3 separate regions of the Homo sapiens genome follow, and regions 1 and 2 are each linked to region 3. A link is an interaction called in ENCODE POLR2A ChIA-PET data of the cell type or tissue named here. Cell type or tissue: A673. All regions are shown on one strand. Links, peaks and the distances in the headings refer to the core of each region. The heading gives the core; the rest is flanking DNA. Region 1 overlaps NUP153 (nucleoporin 153). Region 2 overlaps CAP2 (cyclase associated actin cytoskeleton regulatory protein 2). Region 3 has its middle 8.3 kb from the start of NUP153-AS1.

Region 1 (8,337 bases), core at 1,310-6,309, 79 kb after region 3:
GTTTGGTAGGAGATTTACTTTTGAATAGAGATGTAGTTAGGTGTAATTCTTTTGCTGGAAATATCTTACAAGCCAAAGGACTCTATACTAAAATGAAATTTCTAATAGGCAAGTGTAGGAGGAGGAAATGGATTCTCCATTAATAGAGGTAGGTCAGTGAGGAATAAGAGTAAGTAAACCTGATGATACACATAGACATGTCTTTCTCTTATGAGAGCACTGAACTGCCTTCTTGAATTATTCCCCAGTTTGGTAAATATGGAACAAGGCCAAGTGGAAAGCATCTGCTGAATTGTAACATATACATAGGGAGCAGTACTCACTTGAATTGAAGCAAGATTTGAAAGCTAGTAGGTAATAATTAGAAAGGGGATAAATAGTTCTCAGATAAGAATAATTTTTTGTTTGAAAACAGGATGTTCATAATTCCATTTATGATACATAGTATAAGAATGTAAAACTTGCCAGGCGCGGTGGCTCACCCTTGTAATCCCAGCACTTTGGGAGGCCAAGACGGGCAGATCACTTGAGGCCAGGAGTTGAAGACCAGCCTGGCCAACATGGCGAAACCCCATCTCTATTAAAAAGAGAAAAAATTAGCTGGGCGTCCTGGCATGCACCTGTAGTTCCAGCTACTCGGGAGGCTGAGGCAGGAGAATTGCTTGAACCTGGGAGGTGGAGGTTGCAGTGAACCGAGATCGAACCACTGCACTCCAGCCTGGGCGACAGAGCAAGACTCTGTCTTTAAAAAAAAAAGAAAGGAAAAGAAAAAAAGAATAAAAGAATGTAAAACTGTGAGATAATCTAATAGCTCAGAAAGAATTTAAACGTACCCACCAGATGTGTCCATGTGTAATAAGATAGGTTTTCTTAAAAAATAAGGTTGGCTTTTACAACAGGATTTAGGAGGATTCAATTTTTCTGGTCCAGCTCTCTCATTTTATAGATAAGTATACTGCCTACAGGAGTCCAGTAGCTTGGACAGTTCCATGCAGTTATGGTAGAACTCCAGAGTGCTTGTGCTGGAATTAACCAAGTAGTAGGCAAGCCTCAAATGTGTATAGTCTGTCTTGTGTATCTGGGGTTACACTTTGCATTCATGATGCCAACCTCCCCCTGCTCCCTTTTTACTTCTTAAATAGGAAATGTTTGGGGAGAATCTTCATTTGACTGAAATTAGGAAAATCTGAAAAAGTAGAAGAAAAAGAAATCTGTAATGCCTTGAGATGGTTACTGTTAATATCTTGCCAATCTTAGTGATTTAAATTAATCATAAGCAAAATAACACGTTGCCCACTGGGAATAACTCAAGCATGTGGTATTTTGTCCTTAAGCTAAAAATAGCTCTAGGCTGGATTATTTTGTGGAACTAGAAAACCTCTAATAACCTTCTACATCTTCTCTCCTTTTAATTTCTTTTTCTTTGGCGGGTAAGGCTGGAGAAACAGATCACAGATGGTGGTGTTGTGTGTAAGACAAAAGTTAACTGGTCCTAAGTAAACAATTACAAAAGTCATTCTCATGAGTAAAATACAGCTTGAGTGAATGAACTCAATGACAGCAGTTTTGGTAACAGAAGGACTTGCTCAGCTGATTTTACTGAAGGTAGAGAATACCACAGCAGTAGGTTATGACTGGACAAAATTCAAAGATGACATTGAAGCCATTTGGTGTAGCCAATGGAACACTTAAAAGAAGAAATGGATGAAGGAGAAAGAGGACTGCGAGTATTGTGTGTTTGTAGAGAGACAGAATATAGCAAAATGTGGATGGCAATAATACATATCAGTAAATTAGTACCATTGAAAGCATCAAACTAGAAATTCCTTGAAGGAGAAGGTGATATCCTGTAAACAAAACATCTTTTGTAGAATTTTAAATGGTTTAAGTGTAACTTATTAGGTAATTGATAAATATGATTACTTAAGTGAAAAACAATTCTTAAGTAGTTCATCTTGGATTGTAGTAAGTGTGCAGTGAGGTAAACGTCTTCTCAGTAATAATAATCAAATTAATGCTTTGATTTATAAAGCTTCTCTAACGTTGCACTCTCTCCTTCGTTCATTGTAGGTTTCGCATCGCCGAAGATAGATTCTGTTGCTGCTCAGCCCACCGCAACAAGCCCAGTAGTTTATACAAGACCAGCAATAAGTAGCTTTTCTTCTAGTGGAATTGGGTTTGGGGAGAGTTTAAAAGCTGGGTCATCATGGCAGTGTGATACATGTCTACTCCAGAACAAAGTTACAGACAACAAATGCATAGCCTGTCAAGCAGCAAAATTGTCACCCAGAGATACTGCTAAACAGACTGGAATTGAAACACCAAATAAAAGTGGCAAAACAACTCTTTCTGCATCAGGGACAGGCTTTGGAGACAAATTTAAACCAGTGATAGGCACTTGGGATTGTGATACCTGTTTAGTGCAAAATAAACCTGAAGCAATAAAATGTGTAGCCTGTGAAACACCGAAACCTGGAACTTGTGTGAAGCGAGCCCTTACATTGACAGTGGTTTCGGAAAGTGCTGAGACTATGACTGCTTCATCTTCCAGCTGCACTGTAACCACTGGTACCTTAGGATTTGGAGATAAATTCAAAAGGCCCATTGGATCTTGGGAGTGTTCAGTATGCTGTGTTTCTAATAATGCAGAAGACAATAAGTGTGTGTCCTGTATGTCTGAGAAACCAGGTATGTTTTTGGCTTTATGGAGTAATTTTGCTTATTACTTCTGTTGAACAGTTTAATTTATTCTAAGAATCCTTGTTTTAGATGTTTCAGGATGAGCATTTCTCATACATATTAATTTTTCTAAACTATCTTGAGGTAAAAATGTCTTGTTTGCAGCTAGATCTTTATGTTCAGTTAGGATAGGTTATGTGTTAACTAGTCTGGTATATATGACGACCTCCTCTTTTTGTACAGTTTTATCAGAAATTTCTTGTTCAAAGTTGACTAATACAGATTCTGAAAGATCTTAGAATGGGGTAATATTTCTCAAACCTTTGTACAGAGTAAAATATTACTTCTCCAAATAGAAATCAGGATAGCTAGTGGTCATTTACAGGGAAGGTTTCTTTAGGGGGTAGACTATAGTCGTTAATGAAAAGGCTGTAGCTGTTGCAATGATTGTAAATTACCAAATCACTAATTCTAATCTAGGCAGCCAGAAACATGGAGTTAGTTTTGAGTTTTTTCTGTTTCTCTGTTCAAAGTTGGAAGAATTAGTGAAGATTCATATTGAATCTTTAACTCATCCAGAAGTGGATGATGGTTTTGTAATATTATATAATTATATGGTACAGATGTATGATAACATGGATATCCTGGGAATTACACTGTTTTCAATGCATTATTCATGAATATGCAGTTTTGTGTCTGTAATGTACAGCTCTGAGTTACTAACCTAGACCTTTTGCCTGAGCCCTCATGCCATATTTCTGATTCCTACTGGATATTTCCCTATGAGTAAGATTTTAGAATCTTCATTCCTTTTTTTTTTTTTTTTTGAGACAGAGTCTCACTGTGTCACCCAGGCTGGAGTGCAGTGGCACAATCTTGGCTCACTGAGACCTCCATCTCCCAGATGCATGCAATTCTTGTGCCTCAGCCTCTCAAGTAGCTGGAATTACAGGTGCATGCCACCACACCCAACTAATTTTTTGTATTTTTAGTAGAGACAGGGTTTCGCCATGTTGGCCAGGCTGGTCTTGGACTCCTGACATCAAGTGATCTATCCGCCTTGGCCTTCCAAAGTGCTGGGATTACAGGCGTGAGCCACCATGCCCGGCCTAGAATCTTCATTATGAAATATTTTTGTCTTCCCATCTGGTTCCCCTGCTCACCTACAAAAAGAAAGCCCTTGATGTATGCAGGAAAGCAAAATTAATTTTAAGTTGAAGGGGAATAACAAAACTTTGAGTCAGGAAGTAATTTGTTACACATGAACAAAGGAAGCTCACATATGTATTAAAGAACTTGGATGTCCTCCTTTCAATGATGAACCATCATTTTCAGCAGAGGAGTGATACAGTCAAGTTTGTATTTTTGATGAGTCACTGGCTTTTTAGATAATGGATTTGAAAACAAAAAAATTTGGAGACCGGAAGATAGATTAGGAAGTGGTATCAATCATATAGGCAATAGGCCAGACACTGTGGCTCACGCCTGTAATCCCAGCACTGGGAGAAGCCAAGGCGGGTATATTGCTTGAACCCAGTTTAAGACCAGCCCGAGCAGCATGGTGAAGCACTGTCTCTACAAAAAACACAAAAATTAGCCTGGCTTGGTGGCACCCGCCTATAGTCCCAGCTACTTAGGAGGCCAAAGTGGGAGGATTGCTTGAGCTCGGGAGGTAGAGGTTGCAGTTACCTGAGATCATGCTACTGCGCTTCAGCCTGGGTGACAGAGTGAGACCCTGTCTCAAATAATGATAGGCCGGGTGCGGTGGCTTACACCTGTAATCCCAGCACTTTGGGAGGCCGAGGCGAGTGGATCACCAGGTCAGGAGATTGAGACCATCCTGGCTAACACAGTGAACCCCTGTCTCTACTAACAATACAAAAAATTAGCCGGGTGTGGTGGCGGGTGCCTGTAGTCCCAGCTACTCGGGAGGCTGAGGCAGGAGAATGGTGTGAATCTGGGAGGTGGAGCTTGCAGTGAGCCGAGATCATGCCACTGCACTCCAGCCTGGGCGACAGAGCGAGACTCCGTCTCAAAAAAAAAAAAAAAAAAAAAAAGATAAGCCAAGCTGTGCAACCTGTGGGCTGCATGTGGCTTAGGATGGCTATGAATGAGGCTCAACACAGATTTGTGAATTTTCTAAAACATTATGAGATTCTTTTGCGATTTATTTTTTTTTTTTATTTTTTAATTTGTTTTAAAGCTCATCAGCTGTTGCTAGTGTTAGTATATTTTACTTGTGGTCCAAGACAATTCTTTTTGTCCAGTGTGGACTAGGGAAGCCAAAAGATTGGACCACCCCCGCCTCCCCTGCTGATACAGGCAATAGATAATGTACTGATCGAACTGAATAAGGAATGGAGGACATAAAATTAAAGACGTTGATTTCAAGCTGCTGAAGTCAACATTCAGATGTATGTAATGTGACCAGGCATGGTGGCTCACGTCTGTAATCCCAGCACTTCGTGAGGCTGAGGCAGGCAGATCACCTGAGGTCAGGAGTTTGAGACCAGCCTGGCCAACATGGCAAAGCCCTGTCTCTACTAAAAATACAAAAATTAGCTGGGCGTGGTCGTGGATGCCCGTAATCCCAGCTACTTGGGAGGCAGAGGCAGGAGAATAGCTTGAACCTGGGAGGTGGAGGTTGCTGTGAGCTGAGATTGTGCCACTCTACTCCACCCTGGGCAACAGAGTGAGACTCTGTCTCAAAAAAAAAAAAATGTATGTAAGGCCTTTGGATACACCCTTTGGGTGGAGATACGGATTTGGGGTCATTAATCCATAGTTTTGATATTTGAAGTCATGAGAGTAGAGTTGAGTGTGTTCACTCAAGATGGCCTGAAATGAAAGTCCGCTAACTTACAGGGAGTGGCAGGAATAAAGCTTTTGAACAGTTAATCTTTTAAAAAGGTGCAACCAGAAAGGAAAAACAAAAACTACATGGCACTGGTTGCTTCAGAGGAAGATGGATTTCAAAGGAACAGGATCAGAGGTCTCAATAAAAAAGCTGTTACTCAAGCAAGAGATGGGTTAGTGGTGGGAGTAATGGGGGGGGTTCATGAACCAGAATAGCAGTAGAAGAGTCAGAAATTGATTGAAATAGATTTGAGAAAAATGTAGAGGAGGAGGAGTATCCAGCCAAGCTAACCAAGTAAGACAGTGGAGTCACCAACTAAGAGACTACAGTGACAAGCTCAGAAGTGTAGATTGCAGGTGTAGATTAGGAAACTGTTTTTTGGGGATTTAAAAACCACTGGAGTAAATGAGAGTTTGTGAGGACAGTGGGCCAAGATGGAACCCCAGGGAGCAATTTGGTTGGCAAGATGGAAGAGAACATACCTATAAAATGTAGAGATCAGTTAGGTAACTATGGAAGAGGTGGCGACAGTTGTAGGCCATCTAGAGAAGTAGGAATACCAGAATGAATGGCTTCACTGTCAGCACTATATTTTGGGCCTTACCAAGCCGTTCTTCCTGTGCCACCTCTCCCACAAACATGCTAGTTTTGCTTAAGATTTGTCACCTCTGTGTATCCTTTTCCTGCCTCTTAGTCATTTCTTCCTTCTTTGCACACTTGTTTTAGGTTGTCACTTGGTGATGGTGCCACTGTGCTTTTATTTTCCCCCTTTAAGACCATGAGCATCTTACAAGTTAAGCAACATTTTATTCATCTTTAATGTCCCCAGAACCCAAGTATATTATGATGCTTAATAAATGTCTGTTAAATGGCTAGCATGTAACAAATGTCAGGAATGTAGTAGGTGTCAAGTTAGATTGTGAAGTGGATGTGAAGTAGATGCACTTCTGTGCAAAAGCTATCATTCAGAGGCAGAGATCTATGCTTTCAAATCTTGAAATTCATATGGTCTGTGGCTGTGTATTTTATATGTTAGGATATTGCCTACAATTTACATCTTATGTCTTAGAATGCTTGCTGCTTTGAAGAAATTTGAAAAAGATTCTTAAGAAAAATTTAGTCTTTGAGCCCCTAATTTGCGAGCATGATTTTTTTTCTTAAACCACAGCAGTTCAAACATGTGGTTAAGGGGGAGCTCACCAGTGAGCAAGGTGATTATGAGCTGCTCATTTATAAGGTTAAAAGAAATCATTTATAAGGTTAAAAGAGAGGTCTATTCTTTTTTTTAAACAATGTAAATATGAACAGTTGTCTATTTCTGGCACATTCTGTGTTTTAATAGGAAATATTATTAGAAACTGAACACTTAAACTTAGCAGTGCCATTAAGATACTGACATACTGTAAATTAAAATTTTCATGAAATCTCCCCCCACTCCCCGTTTTTTTTTTTTTTTTTAGGAAGTTCAGTACCTGCTTCAAGTAGCAGCACTGTACCTGTCTCTCTGCCTTCTGGAGGCTCTCTAGGATTGGAAAAGTTCAAGAAACCCGAGGGAAGCTGGGACTGTGAATTGTGCCTAGTGCAGAATAAGGCAGACTCTACCAAATGTTTGGCATGTGAAAGTGCAAAGCCAGGCACAAAATCTGGGTTTAAAGGTAAGGCCAAAAAAATAAAAATAAAGGTGATGGTAAAGCGCCTTTTTGTAAGGCCATTTAAAAATGAAGTATTTGAGAACAGCTTCAGTGTTCACTCATTCTCTCTTGAAAATTAATATAAAATGAGATTATCCTGAGATGTTTTAGTTATATCTGTTTCTGAATATTGTAAGGTCATATTAGTTGCTTGTCAACAGTGAGGTATCTTTTCTCCAGGTGGGAAAAAAAATTTCTTGTGTCATTGAGCCTCAGAGAGTTTTTGTTTTTTGTTTTTAACTGCTAGCCCCCTAGGTGAACTGTTCTTTGTTTTTTTGTTTGTTTGTTTTTTTGTTTGTTTGTTTGTTTGTTTTTGAGACAGTTTTGTTCTTTTGCCCAGGCTGGAGTACGGGGGCGCGATCTCTGCTCACTGCAATCTCCGCCTCCCAGGTTCAAGCAATTCCCTGCCTCAGCCTCCCAAGTAGCTGGGATTACAGGTGTGAGCCACCGCGCCCAGATGAACTTACTGACTTTTATTTGACTGGGAATACACCTCTAAATTAAAAGCGATACAGGCTGTGGCTTTGGTTTCCCAAAGTAGGTCCCAGGAAAAGAACTCTTAATATTTTACTATATAAGTACAAAGGAAGACTCCCTCAAAGTAATTAATCCTAAACTAACTGGAGGCCAGATTTTTGTGTTTTTTTTGAGATGGTGTCTTGCTCTGTCGCCCAGGCCGGAGTGCAGTGGCCGATCTCTGCTCACTGCAAGCTCCGCCTCCTGGGTTCATGCCATTCTCCTGCTTCAGCCTCCCGAGTAGCTGGGACTACAGGAACCTGCCACCACGCCTAGCTAATTTTTTGTGTTTTTAGTAGAGACGGGGGTTTCACCATGTTAGCCAGGATGGTCTCAATCTCCTGACTTCGTGATCCACCCGCCTCGGCCTCCCAAAGTGCTGGGATTACAGGCGTGAGCCAACACGCCTGGTCTGGAGGCCAGATTTTTCAAGTCTTCTGTAAAAGAGTAAGCCCGCAAGGAGAAAATGTGTGAGGATTAATGTCTTGAAACAACTCAGACAGATATTTCATCTTCTTACTTATAAGTTGTAGCTAAATAAAGTGTACTCAGTGGACAGAGTGTAGACCCCTAGAACGGTGAGAGGATGGGATG
Region 2 (8,337 bases), core at 1,607-6,606, 310 kb after region 3:
CTAAAAGACAGATAATAAAAAGTGCTGGTGAGAATATGAAGGAATTGGAACCCTCAGACATTGCTGGTGAATATGGAAAATGGGACAGTTGGTTTAAACTGTTTGGAAGTTTCTTCAGAAGTTAAGCACATATTTGCCATATGAACCAGTCATTCCACTCTATTTTACTCAAGAGAAATAAAAATATATGTTCACACACAGACTTGTGCACAAATGTCATAGCAGCACTGTTCATAATAGCCAAAAAATGGAAACAATCCAAATGTCCATTAACCTGTGAATGCCTAAGCAAAATATGGCATATGTATTATAATGGAGTATTATTCAGCCATAAAAAAGAGTGAAATACTGATACATGCTACAAAACAAAACAAGTGAACTTCAAAAGCATTACACTAAATGAAAGTCAGACAAGAAGACTGTGTATTGTATGATTCCATTTATAAGAAATATCCAGGAAAGGCTAATCTATAGAGACAGAAAGTAGGTTAGGACATTTAAATTGGGTCAATTTTATGGCATATAAAATTATAACTCAAAAAAGGTTTAAAAACAAACAAATGAAAAAGGATTGTGCCTCTTTGTAAAGATACAGTTAAAAACCATTAAATCTGGCCAGGCATGGTGGCTCACGCCTGTAGTCCCAGCACTTTGGGAGGCCGAAGCGGGCAGATCACGAGGTCAGGAGATCAAGACCATCCTGGCTAACACAGTGAAACCCCATCTCTACAAAAAAATACAAAAAAGTTGACCAGGCGTGGTGGCGGTCACCTGTAGTCCCAGCTACTCGGGAGGTTGAGGCAGGAAAATGGCGTGAACCTGGAAGGCAGACCTTGCAGTGAGCCGAGATCATGCCACTGCACTCCAGCTCTGGACTCCGTCTCAAAAAAAAAAAAAAATTAAATCTGAGTAACTTTGCTGTTCTCATCTCCCAGTGGTCAGAAGTGGTGGTGAAACCTACCCAGATACTGCTCCAAGTGGCCATACTCCCCACTCCTGGAACTAGTTGTACAGGCCAAGGCAGGTGAGAGAATAAAACATTGATTCTCACCACTCTTTTTCATCTGCGTAAGAATCACTGGGGGAGAGGTGAGCCTTCTTAAATGCAGGCTCCTGGGCCCCACTCTCAGCAATACTGATGCAGTAGTTCTGGGTATTCCCAGGAATCTGCCTTTTTAAGAAGCACTCTTCAGAGTACAAGGGCCCACACTTTGAGAATTACTGTAACAGAGGTGTGCAGGGATGTGGTGGGAGCATGTGGGACAGGCAGCTCAAGAAAGGTAGACATGCAACTGAGCCCTGGGAAGTAGAGAGGCTACCAAAGTTATGATAAGAACCAAATTAAGTCTCAAAGATGAGAGTATGGTATTCAGAAGAAGAAAAATAAGTAAAGGCATCCCACCGCCTATGCCTCCATATGCAAACGCATGGAAGCATGAATGACGAGTAAATATTGATGGAACATTCATTATGCGCCAGGAGCTATCTAACAGAGCATGAGAAACAAGGGACTGATGAGTAGTTAGAAGGGGTGGTAGTCAGGGCCGGGAGGGGAGTTGGGAATAAAGTGACAGCGGGTTGAAGAAGATCTAAGGGAAGTTTAGATTAGGCAAGATTTGAGAAAAGATTAAATGGTTGGAGGTTTGGAGGGAAAGGGAGAAGCTAGGATATCTTAGATGTTTTGCTTCAGGGAAGGTGGTGCCAATCAAAATAGAGTTAGGGAGCGGAGGTGCCCAGGTCAGAGGAGTTCAGAGTTAGAGGATCTGCATTTGAAGTGCCTACAGTTGGCAGTTACGAGTAGGGACCTAAAGCTCAGGGGCCTTCTGGAAATATGTCATAAGTATTATCTACCCAATAATAATACATGCCTCAGGATTCTTGGGAAGGTGAAAGGAGACCATGAAGTGAACTTTGCAACTACAAAGTGATGCCTACATGTCATTATTATAATTTCCCTCTGAATGGTCCACAGCACTCATCACTGTGCTCTGTACCCAGTGAGTGCTCAATCCCTGAATTATCATGGTAAGTGTTACTACCTCCTCTATCTTCCAGACACAATGATGGTAACATCTCACACACCACACTTCCTTTTTTTTTGAGACAGAGTCTCACTCTGTCACCCAGGCTGGAGTGCAGTGGCGTGATCTCGGCTCACCGCAACATCCGCTTCCTGGGCGCAGGTGATTCTTCTGCCCCAGCCTCCCGAGTAGCTGGGATTATAGGTGCCTGCCACCACACCTGGTGAATTTTTGTATTTTTAGTAGAGATGGGGTTTCACCATGTTGGCCAGGCTGGTCTCGAATGCCTGACCTCAGGTGACTCGCCTGCCTCAGCCTCCTAAAGTGCTGGGATTACAGGCGTGAGCCACCACGCCCAGCCTCACACACCACACTTCTCAAACCAGGCCACAGAACAAGCACACTGCAAAATCACCGCAGACTGCAAGCAGGGGGATATCAAAAGCACCATGGACTGAAAGCATAAGAGGCTATCATCATAGGGCTGAGCGTGGTTGCTCACGCCTGTAATCCCAGCACTTGGGGAGGCCGAGGCTGGCGGATCACAAGGTCAGGAGATCAAGACCATCCTGGCTAACATGGTGAAACCCCGTCTCTATTAAAAATACAAAAAATTAGCTGGGCATGGTGGCGGGCGCCTGCAGTCCAAGCTACTCGAGCTACTCGGGAGGCTGAGGCAGGAGAATGGCATGAACCCAGGAGGCAGAGCTTGCAGTGAGTAGAGATCATGCCACTGCACTCCAGTGTGGCGACAGAGTGAGACTCCGTCTCAAAAAAAAAAAAAAAAAAAGGAGGCTATCATTTCATATAGTCAGTTACTTCTCATGACTAGGAATGTTTTACTTTATCAAATTCTGTCATTTCAATGTGAAGAATGCCTTGTCTCTCTGGAATGATGAGTGCTATGGTCTGGTTTGTTTGACCCCCTGCAAAACTTATGTTGAAATCTGATCCCCAGGTAGAGCCTAATGGGAGGTGGGAGGTGGAAGGTGTTTGGGTCATGAGGGCAGATCCCTCATGAATGGCTTGGTGCCATTCTCACAAGAGTGAATTCTTGCTCTATTCGTTCCCAGGAGAGCTGGTTGTTAAAAAGAGGCTGGCATCCATTTGTGAGCTGTAGAGTGGCAAGGAAAAAATGAGCCTGGCACCTCTCCTCTCCTCCTGCTTCTTCTCTCGCCGTGTAATCTGCACATTCCAGCTTCCCTTCAACTCTTGCCACAAATGGAAGCAGCCTGAGGCCTTTACCAGAAACAGATGTTTCTTGTACAGCCTGCAGAACTGTCAGCCAAACAAACCTCTAATCTTTGTAAATGAGTCTCAGGTATCCTTTATAGCAATACTAATGGACTTAGATAACGAGTAATAAGGTTTGTTGAAATTCCTTGTAATCTCAAAATTTACCAGCATTCATTGTAATTATATGCAATTAAATAAAAGATTCAGCAACTCTCTTAAAAGAAAATGAAAAAAGAAAAGCCCTAAAGATCAGTTCTTAAGTGTTGGGCCAGTTTTATGAATAGAAATTACCAACAAATCCAAGTGTGATGGAATAGCCAGGTGATCAGTTTGGCCCAAGCATTCCTCCAGCCCCCTTTTGCTTCTTCATGTGTCTCTAGCTTCCTGGGTCTACTTTCACACTTGACTTTGATTTTTTTTTTTTTTTTTTTTTTTTGAGACCGAGTCTTGCTCTGTCACCTAGGCTGGAGTGCAGTGGCAGGATCTCAGCTGACTGCAACCTCCACCTCCCAGGTTCAAGGGATTCTCCTGCCTCAGCCTCCTGAGTTGCTGGGATTACAGGCGTGCATCACCACACTCAGCTAAATTTTTATATTTTTTGGTAAAGACGGGGTTTCACCATGTTGGCCAGGTTGGTCTTGAACTCCTGACCTCAAGTGATCCACCTGCCTTGGCCTCCAAAAGTGCTGGGATTACAGGCGTGAGGCAATGCGCCTGGCCATTTTTTTTTTTTTTCAAGACAGGTTCTCACTCAGCTGCCCAGGCTGGAGTGCAGTGGCACAATCATAGCTCACTGCAACCTTGAGCTCCTGGGCTCAAGCGGTCCTCCTGACTCGGTCTCCCGAAGTGCTGGGATTACAGACATGAGCCACCACACCCAGCTTCAATTTATTACTTCAACACAATCAATCAGGGGTTTCAACTCATGCTGTTGACCACTAAAAAACTACAGGTTCTTCCTTTTTTTGCTCTTTGAACCTGGGAGCCCAAAGTAAAAGGGGAAACAGAGAAAGTGGGTAAAGTGGAAAGAAAAGAATGGTGTGGAAGAAACAGAGGAGAAAAAGGAAACAAGAGAAAGCTTCAAAAAGAGGAAGGGGCTACCAGGGACACTCAAGAAGGAAGAAGCCCACTTCAGCCTCTCTCCAAACTGTGTTCAAAATACAAAAGGCAACTATCTGATTCCAAAAGACAAAACAATAGTACATGAATTGAGAAGAATCAAAATTGAAAAGGGAACCCATTTGGGAGTAAAATGCTGGTTTTTTTCTCATTTTTTTCTTCAGGGTCGACCTTAAATCAGAATTGGGTGGGGGTGCAGGTAGCAAACACTCCAACAGAAGCTCCTCTTTTTGGCCAGAGGAACTGGAAAGGGGGCCCTGGCTAATAGAAGAGTGTGAGGCAAGCCCAGGTTTTGGGTTTTGTTTGCATTTTTCTCTCCCAAGCGTGGCCGTAGTCACAGAACTGTGTGGCAGAACAGTAAGCAGCAGCACAGGCACCTGAAACTTTTTTTCTAAAGAAACCTGGGCAGGGCGAGGTTGCTCACACCTGTAATCCCAGCACTTTGGGAGGCCGAGGCAGGCACATCATGAAGTCAGGAGTTCCAGACCAACCTGACCAATATGGTGAAACCTTGTCTCTACTAAAAATACAAAAATTAGCCAGGCGTGGTGGCATGGGCCTGTAATCCCAGCTATGCAGGAGGCTGAGGCAGGAGAATTGCTTGAATCCAGGAGGCGGAGGTTGCAGTGAGCCGAGATTGCACCCTTGCACTCCAGCCTGGGCGACAGAGTGAGACTGCCTCAAAAAAAAAAAAAAAGAAATCTGGGCTTACTGACAGAAAAGTAGGGGAACAGGGGACCTTGTGGTCCACAGAGTATGGGGAGAATTCCTGGTATTTTATTCCTCTCGCTACTCTGTCCTGAGGATGGCCCCAAGTCTTGGAGAACTCTACAGCAGCATAAGCACCTTAAACTTTAAAAGAAATCTAGTCTTTCCAGAAGAACAGGAAAAAGGGATCTTGGGGTAGAGGTGTGTGGCGAGAATCCCAGAGAGACGAGAGCTAAAGAAGGGGATGCCCTGGCTCTGTGTATGAACCAGCACAAGTCCCTGAACTGTGTATGTGTGGGACGGTCCCAAAGGCTTTGCAAACTGAAGTAGATATAAACCACTGCTCAGGCTGGGCGCGGTCGCTCACACCTGTAATCCCAGCACTTTCAGAGGCTGGGGTAGGGAGATCGCTTGAGCCCAGGAGTTCACGACCAGCCTGGGCAACATAGGTAGACCCCGCCTCTACAAAAAACTTAAAAATTAGCTGAGTGTGGTGGCCTGAGCCTATAGTCCCAGCTACTTGGGAAGCTGAGACAGGAGGATCACTTGAGCCCAGGAGGTCGAGGCTGTAGCGAGCCAAGATTGTGTCACTGCCTTCCAGCCTGAGTGACAGAGTGAGACCCTGTTTCAAAAAAACAAAACATTATGCTTTTGTGCTTTAAATAAAAATAAAAATAATAAATAAACAAAACAAAAGAAGAAATCATGACCAAAAACTTCCAAACTTGGTGAAAGCTACACATTTACAGATCCAAATAGAGTAGTTGCCCTTTGCCCAGTTTCACTTTCTGTAGTTTCAGTTACCCATGGTCAACAATGGTCCAAATATAGGTGAGCACAGTACAATAAGATATTTTGAGAGAGAGAGAGAGAGAGAGAGAGAGAGAGACTCCACATTCACATAACCTTTATTATGGTATATTGCAATGAAGTTCTAGTTTATTATTAGTTATTATTGTTAATCTCTTACTATGCCTAATTTATACATTAAACTTTTTTAAATTTTGAGATGGGGTCTCACTCTGTCGCCCAGGCTGGAATGCAGTGGTGCAATCTCAGCTCACTGCAACCTTTGCCTCCTGGGTTCACACGATTCTCCTGCCTCAGCCTCCCGAGTGGCTGGGATTAACAAGCGTCTATACCACACCTGGCTAATTTTTGTATTTTTAGTAGAGTTGGGGTTTCACCATGTTGGCCAGGCTGATCTCGAATCCTGACCTCAGGTGATCCACCCGCCTCGGCCTCCCAAAGTGCTGGGGTTATAGGCGTGCCCCACTACACCCGGCCTTATATATTAAACTTTATCACGGTAGCTATGTATAGGAAAAAACGTGGTATATGTAGGATTTGGTACTATCCATGCTTTCAGGCATCAACAGGGGGTCTTAGAACGTATCCCCCATGGATAAGTGGGGAATACTGTAGTGCTGTCTGTCTGTTATACATATACACTCATACAATACCTTCTGGTGAGTGCCTCCAAAGAGGAGAACAATAACGATGAATAAAGTAAAGATATAACTGCCTACAAAGAAATAAATAAAATGTAATGGCTGTTATCCTCTTTTGAGACGTGTCATAAGTACTTAGACTTTTAATTTTTTTTTTTTTTTTTTTGAGATGGAGTCTCACACTGTCACCCAGGCTGGAGTGCAGTGGCGCGATCTTGGCTCACTGCAACCTCCACCTCCCAGGTTCAAGCAATTCTCCTGCCTCAGCCTCCCAAGTAACTGGGATTACAGGTGCGTGCCACCAAGTCCAGCTAAATTTTTTTTTTTTTTTTGAGATGGAGTCTTGCTCTGTCACCCAGGCTGGAGTGCAGTGGCGCCATCTGGGCTCACTGCAAGCTCGGCCTCCTGGGTTCACACCATTCTCCTGCCTCAGCCTCCCGAGTAGCTGGGACTACAGGCACTCGCCACCACGCCCAGCTATTTTTTTGTATTTTCAGTAGAGACGGGGTTTCACCGTGTTAGCCAGGATGGTCTCCATCTCCTGACCTCGTGATCTGCCCGCCTTGGCCTCCCAAAGTGCTGGGATTACAGGCATGAGCCACCGCACCCAGCCATTTTTTGTATTTTTAATAGAGATAGAGTTTTACTATGTTGGCCAGGCTGGTCTCGAACGCCTGACCTCGTGATCCACCCACCTCGGCCTCTCAAAGTGGTGGGGATTACAGGCGTGAGCCACCATGCCTGGCCAAGACCTTTAATTCTTGAATGGCTTCCTTAGGGACATCCAGTAAAACAAGGAGTCACTAGAACTATGTCAATTAATGAATTGGTTCATTTACCAATACTGAGCTAGAAAGGTTTTGCCACAATTACTGACCCTTGGTTTTTGGTCAGAAAATAGCAGCAGGGTGAGCTACAACAGGAGTCTTCAATTTTTTTACTTGTATATACCCTAAAAGAATTTTGTAAAAGCCTCTTGCACATTTTTAGATTGGCATATAGCAACTGTCACCAAAATGTGAATAGTTGCAAAGAATGTAACTTCCAACACTGTGTAAATATGGCCATATAAAACTATCTTATATGTCCAGTGAAATTCATTCTTACTCATTTTAAAAGAATACTGGAACAGGCTGGTCTTTAATAGTCACAAATTTTGCATAATTCCATTTTCTCCTTGAACTTATATTTCCACGCTTCTTGCCCTACAGAAGTTTATCTTAATTTTACATATTTTATGCTTTAGCCTATTTTACTCATTAGCCTACCATACTTTTCTGCATCAAAAACATTATTTAAATTTAAATTCTAATTCAATGGTCAAAACATTTTTTAAAAAAAGCTATTCTGATACCATTGTTACTATTAGTAGGATGTGACTTAGAAAACAACACAAATATTACAAATTTTGACAAATAATTACTAAAAGTAAATAAAAAGCAACTTTATTGGAAATCTCTCTCTTTTGAACACTTTTACTTTCCATAACTTTATGGATATGTGGATGTGTATACTTATTAAAATGAGTCCAGGTGGCTGGGCGCTGTGGCTCACGCCAGTAATCCCCGCACTTTGGGAGGCCAAGGCAGGCGGATCACCTGAGGTCAGGAGTTTGAGACCAGCCTGGCCAACATGGTAAAACCCCATCTCTACTAAAAGTACAAAAAATTAGCCGGGCATGGTGGCTCGCGCCTGTAGTCCCAGCTAGCCAGGAGGCTGATGCATGAGAATCACTTAAACCCAGGAGGCAGAGGTTGCAGTGAGCCAAGATCGTGCCACTGCACTCCAGCCTGGGTGACAGA
Region 3 (8,337 bases), core at 1,622-6,621:
TAAATAAATAAATAAATAAATAAATAAATAAATAGTGCTATCATTTCCTGCACTTAGTTACTAACAGTGGAGGCTTTAAATCCTATTCCTTGGCCTCCTCTTCATCTCTGCAAGATCCTACCTAGATATTGCAATTATTTGAGGACACAGTTTGTTCCCTTGCAACCTTAGGTCTATGTATTTTTGTCTCCAGTGCACATTTTACAGTACCTTCTGTCACCTGGCCTTTTGTACAGAAGAATGTATTTCATCTAAAGAAAGGAGGCCAGGTGCAGTGAGCTCATACCTGTAGTGCCAGTACTTTGGGAGGCTGAGGCAGGAGGATCACTTGAGCCCAGGAGTTAGAGACCAGCCTGGTCATGTACCAAGACCCCATCTCTACAAAAAATAAAATTAGCTGGGCGTGGTGGTGTGTGCTTGTGGTCCCAGCTACTTAGGAGGCTGAGGTGGGAAGATCCCTTAAGCCCAGGAGTTCAAGGCTGCAGCGAGCTCTGATTGTACCACTGCACTCCAGCCTGGGCAACAGAGCGAGACCCTGTCTTTAAAAAAATAAATAGGCAGGGTGCAGTGGCTCATGCCTGTAATCCCAGCACTTTGGGAGGCCGAGGCAGGTGGAGCACTTGAGACAGGAGCTCGAGAACAGCCTGGCCAACATGACGAAAACCCATCTCTACTAAAAATACAAAAATTGGCCGGGTGCAATGGTGCACGCCCATGGTCCCAGCTACTTGGGAAGCTGAGGCAGGAGAATCGCTTGAAACTGGGCAGTGGAGGTTGCAGTGAGCCAAGACTGCACCACTGCACTCCAGCCTGGATGACAGAGCAAGACACTATCTCAATAAATAAATAAATAGCATTCTCTGCTAAAGAATCACTAAATTGTACTCACGTTCTTTAAATTGAAAGTCCTGACTCCAAGCCCACCAAGTTGAGGAGGGGAAACCATGACAGCTAATCTGAAGCTTTTAATCTGCAAATCATTTAAAATCCTAAGCAACAAATATTTCCAAAAGGAAATTTATCTGCATATGTATTTACTCAAAATACTTATAAGTACGAACACTTCTGGTGGGGCACAGTGGCTCATGCCTGTAATCCCAGCATTTTGGGAGCCCAAGGCGGGCGGATCACCTGAGGTCAGGTGTTGGAGACCATCCTGGCAACATGGTGAAACCCCATCTCTACTAAAAGTACAAAAATTAGCCGAGCATGGTGGTGGACACCTGTAATCCCAGCTACTCAGGAGGCTGAGGCAGGAGAATCGCTTGAACCCGGGAGGTGGAGGTTGCAGTGAGCTGAGATCGTACCATTGCACTCCAGCCTGGGTGACAAGAGCGAGACTCCATCTCAAAAAAAAAAAAAAAAAGAGTATGACCACTTCCACTTGTCCCTAAATGGCAGGACACATCCCATTATCATGTTACCATCTGCAGAATACATGGTCTTCTATAGCTGTTGAATGCTATTCCCGAAAGTCTGTCATTCTGTATGTATGTATTTATTAGAGACAGGATCTCACTCTGTCACCCAGGCAGGAGTACAGTGGCATGATCATAGCTCACTGCAGCCTCAAACTCCTGGGTTCAAGTGATTCTCCCTCCTCAGCCTCCTGAGTAGCTAGTATGACAGGTGCATGCCAACACACCCGGCTATTTAAAAACTGTTTTTGGAGAGATGGGGGTCTTGCACCATTGCCCAGTCTAATCTAAAACTCCTGGCCTCATGTAATCTTCCCACCTCAGCCTTCTAAAGTGCCTGTTTTTTTGTGGTTTTTTTTTTTTTTTTTTTTTTTTTTTTGAGACAGAGTCTCACTCTGTCGCCAGGCTGGAGTGCAGTGGTGTGATCTTAGCTCATGGCAACCTCCGCCTCTCAGGTTCGAGCGATTCTCCTGCCTCAGCCTCCCAAGTAGCTGGGACTACAGGCACGTGCCACCATGCCCAGCTAATTTTTGTATTTTTAGTAGAGATGGGGTTTCACCATGTTGGCCAGGATGGTCTTGATCTCTTGACCTCGTGATCCACCCGCCTCAGCCTCCCAAAGTTCTGGGATTACAGGCGTGAGCCACCGCGTCCGGCCGAAGGTCTGTTTTTAAAGTGCACTTCCTTCTCCCTTCAGGTCACATTCCTATTTTGGCATAATCCCCCAGAGAAAGCACCATCTTGATCTGAGTCCATAAAAGTGATTTTTCTGAGGCCAGGCGCGGTGGCTCACGCCTGTAATCCCAGCACTTTGGGAGGCCAATGAGGGTGGATCACTAGGTCAGGAGATCGAGACCATCCTGGCTAACACGGTGAAACCCTGTCTCTACTAAAAATACAAAAAATTAGCCGGGCATGGTGGCGGGCACCTGTAGTTCCAACTACTCGGGAGGCTGAGGCAGGAGAATGGCGTGAACCCGGAAGGCGGAGTTTGCAGTGAGCTGAGATCGCGCCACTGCACTCTAGCCTGGGCGACAGAGCGAGACTCCGTCTCAAAAAAAAAAAAAAAGTGATTTTTCTGTTTACCTCTGATACTGCAAATAGTACATGGTCTCAGGTAAATTGTGTTTAAAAGCAAAAGGGAGATTTCAAGTGTTCTAGCAATAAAAGATTGTTTTAACAAGTTTCATTTTAAAGTATTTTTTTTCAAACACAGAAAACATTTGCATAACATAAAAGTTGTTGAGGGAAATAAGGAATTGTGAAACCTCCTATAAATGTCCATTCATCCTTTCAATAAATATTCATTCAATTTGTGCCTGGCTTTATGGATACAAAATGTGAGGAAAACATGAAGTGACAATGACGAGGGTCTTTTCTTTTCCATGTATTATTTATTAGTCCTTCATTATTTATGACGCCAGTAAGTGACACTCTGGGTTTCGGTAACACCATTTCTGCAAGGTATCACTCATCCTTTGTTCGTTTTTTTACAGCTTTTGAATTTAGGTCAACAAGGAGCCAATCTGGACCCAAAAGACTGCCTTATAGAGGGAAAATACACCAAGGGTGAGTTCAGGTTGGCCGTGAACCTGGCAGAATTTTTGATGGTATTTTCAGACATGTCTAGCAGTGACTATTTGCCAGAATTTAAAATTTGCCCTCCCTGCTTGCTCGTCTCAGCCTCCTTCTCTTTTGTCTGACATCACTCCTTAAACATTTCCTCTTTTCTTTTTCTATATTCCTTCCATATATAGGAAGTTTTCAGTGGAAAATTGCTGGAGAAATTGAAACAAGTGATCTGACCTGTTTTGTTTGGATCTCATGTAAAACTAACCACTGCACTTTTCTTGTTCTTTTCATTAACTTGAAATTAGGATATCCCAATTCCTACTAAAAAATATAAAAATTAGCCGGGTTTGGTGGCAGGTGCCTGTAGTCCCAGCTACTTGGGAGGCTGAGGCAGGAGAATCACTTGAACTATGGAGGCGGAGGTTGCAGTGAGCGGAGATCTCACCACTGCACTCTAGCCCGGGCAACAGAGCAAGACACGATCTCAAAAAAAAATAATAATAATAATAAAGAAGAAAGAAAGAAAGAAAGAAATTAAGGCAGAAAGCTTCTCAGAACTGTCGCGTTTTTTCCCCTCCATCTCAGTTTTGGATTTTCTTTTTTTTTTTGAGACAGAGTTTTGCTCTTTTTGCCCAGGTTGGAGTGCAATTGGTGCGATCTCAGCTTACCACAACCTCCGCCTCCTGGGTTCAAGGAATTCTCCTGCCTCAACCTCCCGAGTAGCTGTGATTACAGGCATATGCCACCACACCCGGCTAATTTGGTATTTTTAGCAGAGACGAGGTTTCTCCATGTTGGTCTGGCTGGTCTCGAACTCCCGACCTCAGTTTTGGATACTTTTCAAAGGACCGTGTTCTAAAGTTAGTGGTGTAGGCAAAAAGTCAGTTCCTCTTTGTTTGTAAACCAAAACCAAACCTTGAGAGGAGACTCTGCTGGTACAGGAGGAGGCATAGTTGTAAAGGCTGGGACCTTATGATGAGGAGTCAAAGAGGCAGAGCTATAGTGGACAAGAGCGAAGAGAGAAAAATGGCATTTCCTTCCCAATTGTCTACTACTCCTGGTGCCCCTTTGTGGATTTGCCTCCTCACTGCACAGCAGCAGACCACTACTTTGCAGAGTAACTGCTGGCCAACATGGATATCCAGTATGAGAGAGACAAGTGATTAAACTCAAGCATCAGCAAGGATGAAGCTAAAATCAATCCTGGGTCTCAGCACTTCGGCTGGAAGGGATGGGCCTAAAAGCGGGTGCTTCTTGTAGGAAGTGCTTATGAGTCACTGCTGACTCATTGAAGGGGCAAGATTTTATGACCAAACAAGTGAAAAAGAAAATGTAACTGTTACTAATTGAAAGCATTTAAGTTATGGCTTGGGTTTAACTGTGGCTAGTTGATGCTCTTTGTTGCTTGGTTGTGGCCTTCTTGGAGGCCTATGGTCTGCTTTGATGCTTTTATTCTACACATTGTATGGGTACATAGTGGAAGCTACACCTTCATGGGGAGAGGGGGAGAGTTTTCTGTAGTTGGGGGTGGTTGTTTAAGTAGGTTTTGCTCAACGTCTGCAAAGTTGCCTTCAATTTGTTTGGTGATACTGCCTTTTTAATACTAAATGTAGAATGATATAACCTCACTCATCTTTGCTTTGGAGAATATTTGAAGAGTTCTTTTTATTGGGTTTTTTTTTTTTTTTTTTTTTTTGGTTTTAAAGAAGCCTACTTTTGGTAGCTCATGATATCCTACTGTCATTATAATGGATCCAAACAAGGTAAGCTACATTGAGGCCACTGGCCATGGATTATAGATATTGGCTTAAAATCATCTTAACTAACCATTATGCTTGTGTAATTGCTCTGTTAAATCAACTCTGCTACCTGTGATGATACAGAATAAGGATGTGCTAAATCCAGATTTTCATTTCAGCTAGTAGCCTAGCTTCCTTTGGAAATAGAAGCTAATGAAAATAACAATTAAAAAATGGTTCATCTCATTTCTGCTCACTTTGTGGTAAAAGTGAAAGTTACTGAATGGTAAAAGGAAAAAAAAAATCTACATGATCAATAAGCTGCTGGCTCATCAATTCTTACTTAAATTGTTGGTTGTTGTAGATGAGCAAGGAACAGAAATTCCTAAGCCTGCTCTTTACAGGAACTTCAGTGACCTCATTATCTGCCCTTGATGTTTAACTGTTCACATGAGCAAACATGCTTCTATTTGGCCTACACAAGGGGTGATGTATGTAAGTTTTTAAATATGATTTTTCACCTTTTGTATTGCACAGCTTTTTAGGCCTTCTCTATTGCAGGAGTTAAGAACAATAGGCATGTTGTGATGACTTCTTCTGGAAACTTTTAGACTAACATATCCATTATTGTTATCAAATTGAACTTTTCCAGAAGTAATGTTTGGAGAAAATACTATGTCCAATTATTGTCTTAGCTTCATAGCAGCTATTTAAGAGGTCAAGCTATGGCCGGGCACGGTGGCTCACGCCTGTAATCCCAGCACTCTGGGAGGCCAAGGCAGGCGGATCACGAGGTCAGGAGATCGAGACCATCCTGGCTAACACAGTGAAACCCCGTCTCTACTAAAAAAAAAAAAATACAAAAAATTAGCCAGCCATAGTGGCGGGCACCTGTAGTCCCAGCTACTCGGGAGGCTGAGGCAGAAGAATGGCGTGAACCCGGGAGGCGGAGCTTGCAGTGAGCCGAGATCGTGCCACTGCACTCCAGCACTCCAGCCTGGACGACAGAGGCAGACTCCGTCTGAAAAAAAAAAAAAAAAAAAGAGGTCAAGCTACTAGAGGTAGGTAATCTAATTGTTTTTATGATTTGTCAAGTAGAAAGCTGCTACCATTCCTGCCTTTACAGTTTAGAAAAATTACAGTTTATTCCAAGTTGCCTGAATTCTCATCTAGCATTCCAGATATATTAGATGCCAATCCAAGCCTAAGAATATTCCCTCCTAGAGTGCCCGCTTGCTTTTCTACCTTAAAAATGATTTTGTGACTACAACGGAATGAGAAAAGTCATCGCAATTCTAAGAAAGTAGCCTGATATTTCTTTTAGGAATTTATCTCTGCTCATAGCTTCTTGGATTAGGGTTTACTTTACATCCATTTTTTTTTTTCATGAATTAGTTCTAAAATAAAATTTTTCTTTTTCTTTTGCAACCAACCAAACAACCAGCAGTGACTAAAAGAAAATTTGTATAAGAAAAGGATACATGGGAATTAGCAAGGGGTTCTTGAAATATCTATGCTTAAGTATATTTCATAACTAATGCTCAGTTTTAGACCCTTAACATTTCAGATGTTAATAACTTCTGCTAGATTACCTTTTTCCTTTGGAAAAAAAAAGTTAATGAAAGAATAATTAAAAAATGGTTCATTCCATTTCTGCTCACTTTGTGGTAAAGGAGAAAGGTACAGAATGATAAAGAAGAGGAAAAAAAACTACATGTTGTATAAGCTGTTGGTTCATCAATTCTTAAATTGTTGATTGTTGTAGATTAGTAAGGAACAGAAGTTCCTAAGCCTGCTCTTTACGGGAACTTCAGGTACCTCATTGTCTTGCCTTCAAAGTTAATCTAACTTCAGATTAATAACTTCTGGTGGCATGGTTTTGAAACAATGCTCCTAGAATGTAATACAGTTCACCTGGTGATCTTGTTAAAATGTAGATTCTGATTGTGTTGGCTTGGGATGGGCAGAGCTGCTTTATTCTAACAAGCTCCCGGGGGCTGCAGCTGGTGCTTGCTGGTCAGAGTAGCAGCAAGAGGCCAAAAGTCACTGTTTGTTTAAACTGGGTAGTTCATGCTTGTCTGATGGTGGTGGGGTGATATGTATGTGAGGGTTGTTTGCATGTTAACTGGTTTGCATGCTTTTGAAAAGGAATGCCTTAATAAGTTAGGGTCTGATAAACTTGAGCATTCTCTACAAATGCTTTTAAAAAATAAAGAAGCTTAGTATTAGCAAACTAAGGTTTGCAAAGGTTATAGTTTTACAGACTGCAACCTTAATAAGTCCAGTTTCGTAATGTAACTGATGAATTATGTTAATAAATAAAACTAAACCAATTGATTTCTTTTTTTTCTTTTTTCTTTTTTTTTGAGATGGAGTCTCGCTCTGTCGCCCAGGCTGGAGTGCAGTGGCATGATCTCCGCTCACTGAAAGCTCCGCCTCCCAGGTTCATGCCATTCTCCTGCCTCAGCCTCCCGAGTAGCTGGGATTACAGGCGCCCACCACCGCGCCCGGCTAATTTTTTTTTTTTGTATTTTTAGTAGAGACGGTGGTTTCACCATGTTAGCCAGGATGGTCTTGATCTCCTGACCTCGTGATCCGCCTGCCTTGGCCTCCCAAAGTGCTGAGATTACAGGCATGAGCCACCGTGCCCGCCCCTGATTTCTTGTATGAGATAGATTCAACAGCATGTGTTTAGAATTTACGTGTAGGTTTTTTTTTTTTTTTTTGAGACAGAGTCTGGCTCAGTTGCCCAGGCTGCAGTACCGTAGCATGATCTCGGCTCACTGCAACCTCTGCCTCCCAAGTTCAAGCGATTCTTCTGTCTCAGCCTCCCAAGTAGCTGGGATTACAGGCATGTGCCACCACACTCGGCTAATTTTTTAATTTTTTTAGTAGAGACGGGGTTTTGCCACGTTGGCCAGGCTGGTCTCAAACTCCTGACCTCGGGTGATCCGCACATCTTGGCCTCCCAAACTGCTGGATTACTGGTGTGAGCCACTGTGCCTGGCTTGAGTGTAGCATTTTTAAGGTGAATTATCAGTGTTAAGTGCTAATGATTAATAGATTATAAAATAGTAAACTTTAGTATAACTCAATAAAATGGTAAAGTGTAGCATAATATGTAGACAGAGATTGTTTTACAGTTTTGTATACTGACATACTAAATGCCAAGACTAGAAACCAACACATAAATATCTCAATAAATATTTGTGTTTTAATGAATTAATCTCAGTTAATTCATTAACTGTCTTAAATGTTAGGATGGGATTGCCTTCCTAAATTTGGTTATTATTTCATCCAATAAAACTGAGTTTCCATTCAAGATTGAATTTAAAATATGCCTTAAACTATAATGTAATGTACATAAACACATATATACCAAAGTCTAGTATACATTGATACATGTAGTCAGGAAGAGGAAATATATGGCATGTTGGAATCAAGTGATATATGTAGTTAATCAAAATTTGCTCATATTAGTTAATTTAGTCTTAAATATTACTTTATTCCCAATAGAGAGAGAACACAGTAAGTTAATGAGAATACAATGATTTACATCCTTAAATATCTTTCCGTTGTGTGGCCCTTCTTTCCCTAAAATACAAGCA

What was found. ChIA-PET counts read pairs that join two places held together with the same protein. Peaks named below come from ENCODE experiments on the same cell type or tissue, not always from the same donor. Only the 100,000 strongest peaks of a DNase experiment are listed, where the experiment ranks them.
Region 1: POLR2A ChIA-PET joins it to region 3 with 9 read pairs; 14 of 35 experiments call an interaction of 5 or more read pairs at or near these places.
Region 2: POLR2A ChIA-PET joins it to region 3 with 6 read pairs; 3 of 35 experiments call an interaction of 5 or more read pairs at or near these places.

The regions. Positions count from the first base shown.
Region 1 is chr6:17,631,504-17,639,840 of GRCh38, reverse strand. NUP153 (nucleoporin 153) reads left to right here. Exons shown (of 22, transcript NM_005124.4): 16 at 2,071-2,688; 17 at 6,997-7,191. Among named protein-coding and RNA genes, the nearest start is that of FAM8A1, 35 kb to the right of the region's middle. RefSeq lists silencers at 897-1,097, 6,257-6,457. In A673, for the core only: no CTCF peak of the experiment used is centred there; a DNase peak (open chromatin) is centred at 4,060; H3K27ac peaks cover 1,893 bases.
Region 2 is chr6:17,403,135-17,411,471 of GRCh38, reverse strand. The region is part of intron 1 of CAP2 (cyclase associated actin cytoskeleton regulatory protein 2); the gene reads right to left. Among named protein-coding and RNA genes, the nearest start is that of CAP2, 14 kb to the right of the region's middle. In A673, for the core only: no CTCF peak of the experiment used is centred there; no DNase peak of the experiment used is centred there.
Region 3 is chr6:17,711,197-17,719,533 of GRCh38, reverse strand. No RefSeq gene overlaps it. Among named protein-coding and RNA genes, the nearest start is that of NUP153-AS1, 8.3 kb to the right of the region's middle. In A673, for the core only: no CTCF peak of the experiment used is centred there; a DNase peak (open chromatin) is centred at 4,243; H3K27ac peaks cover 1,136 bases.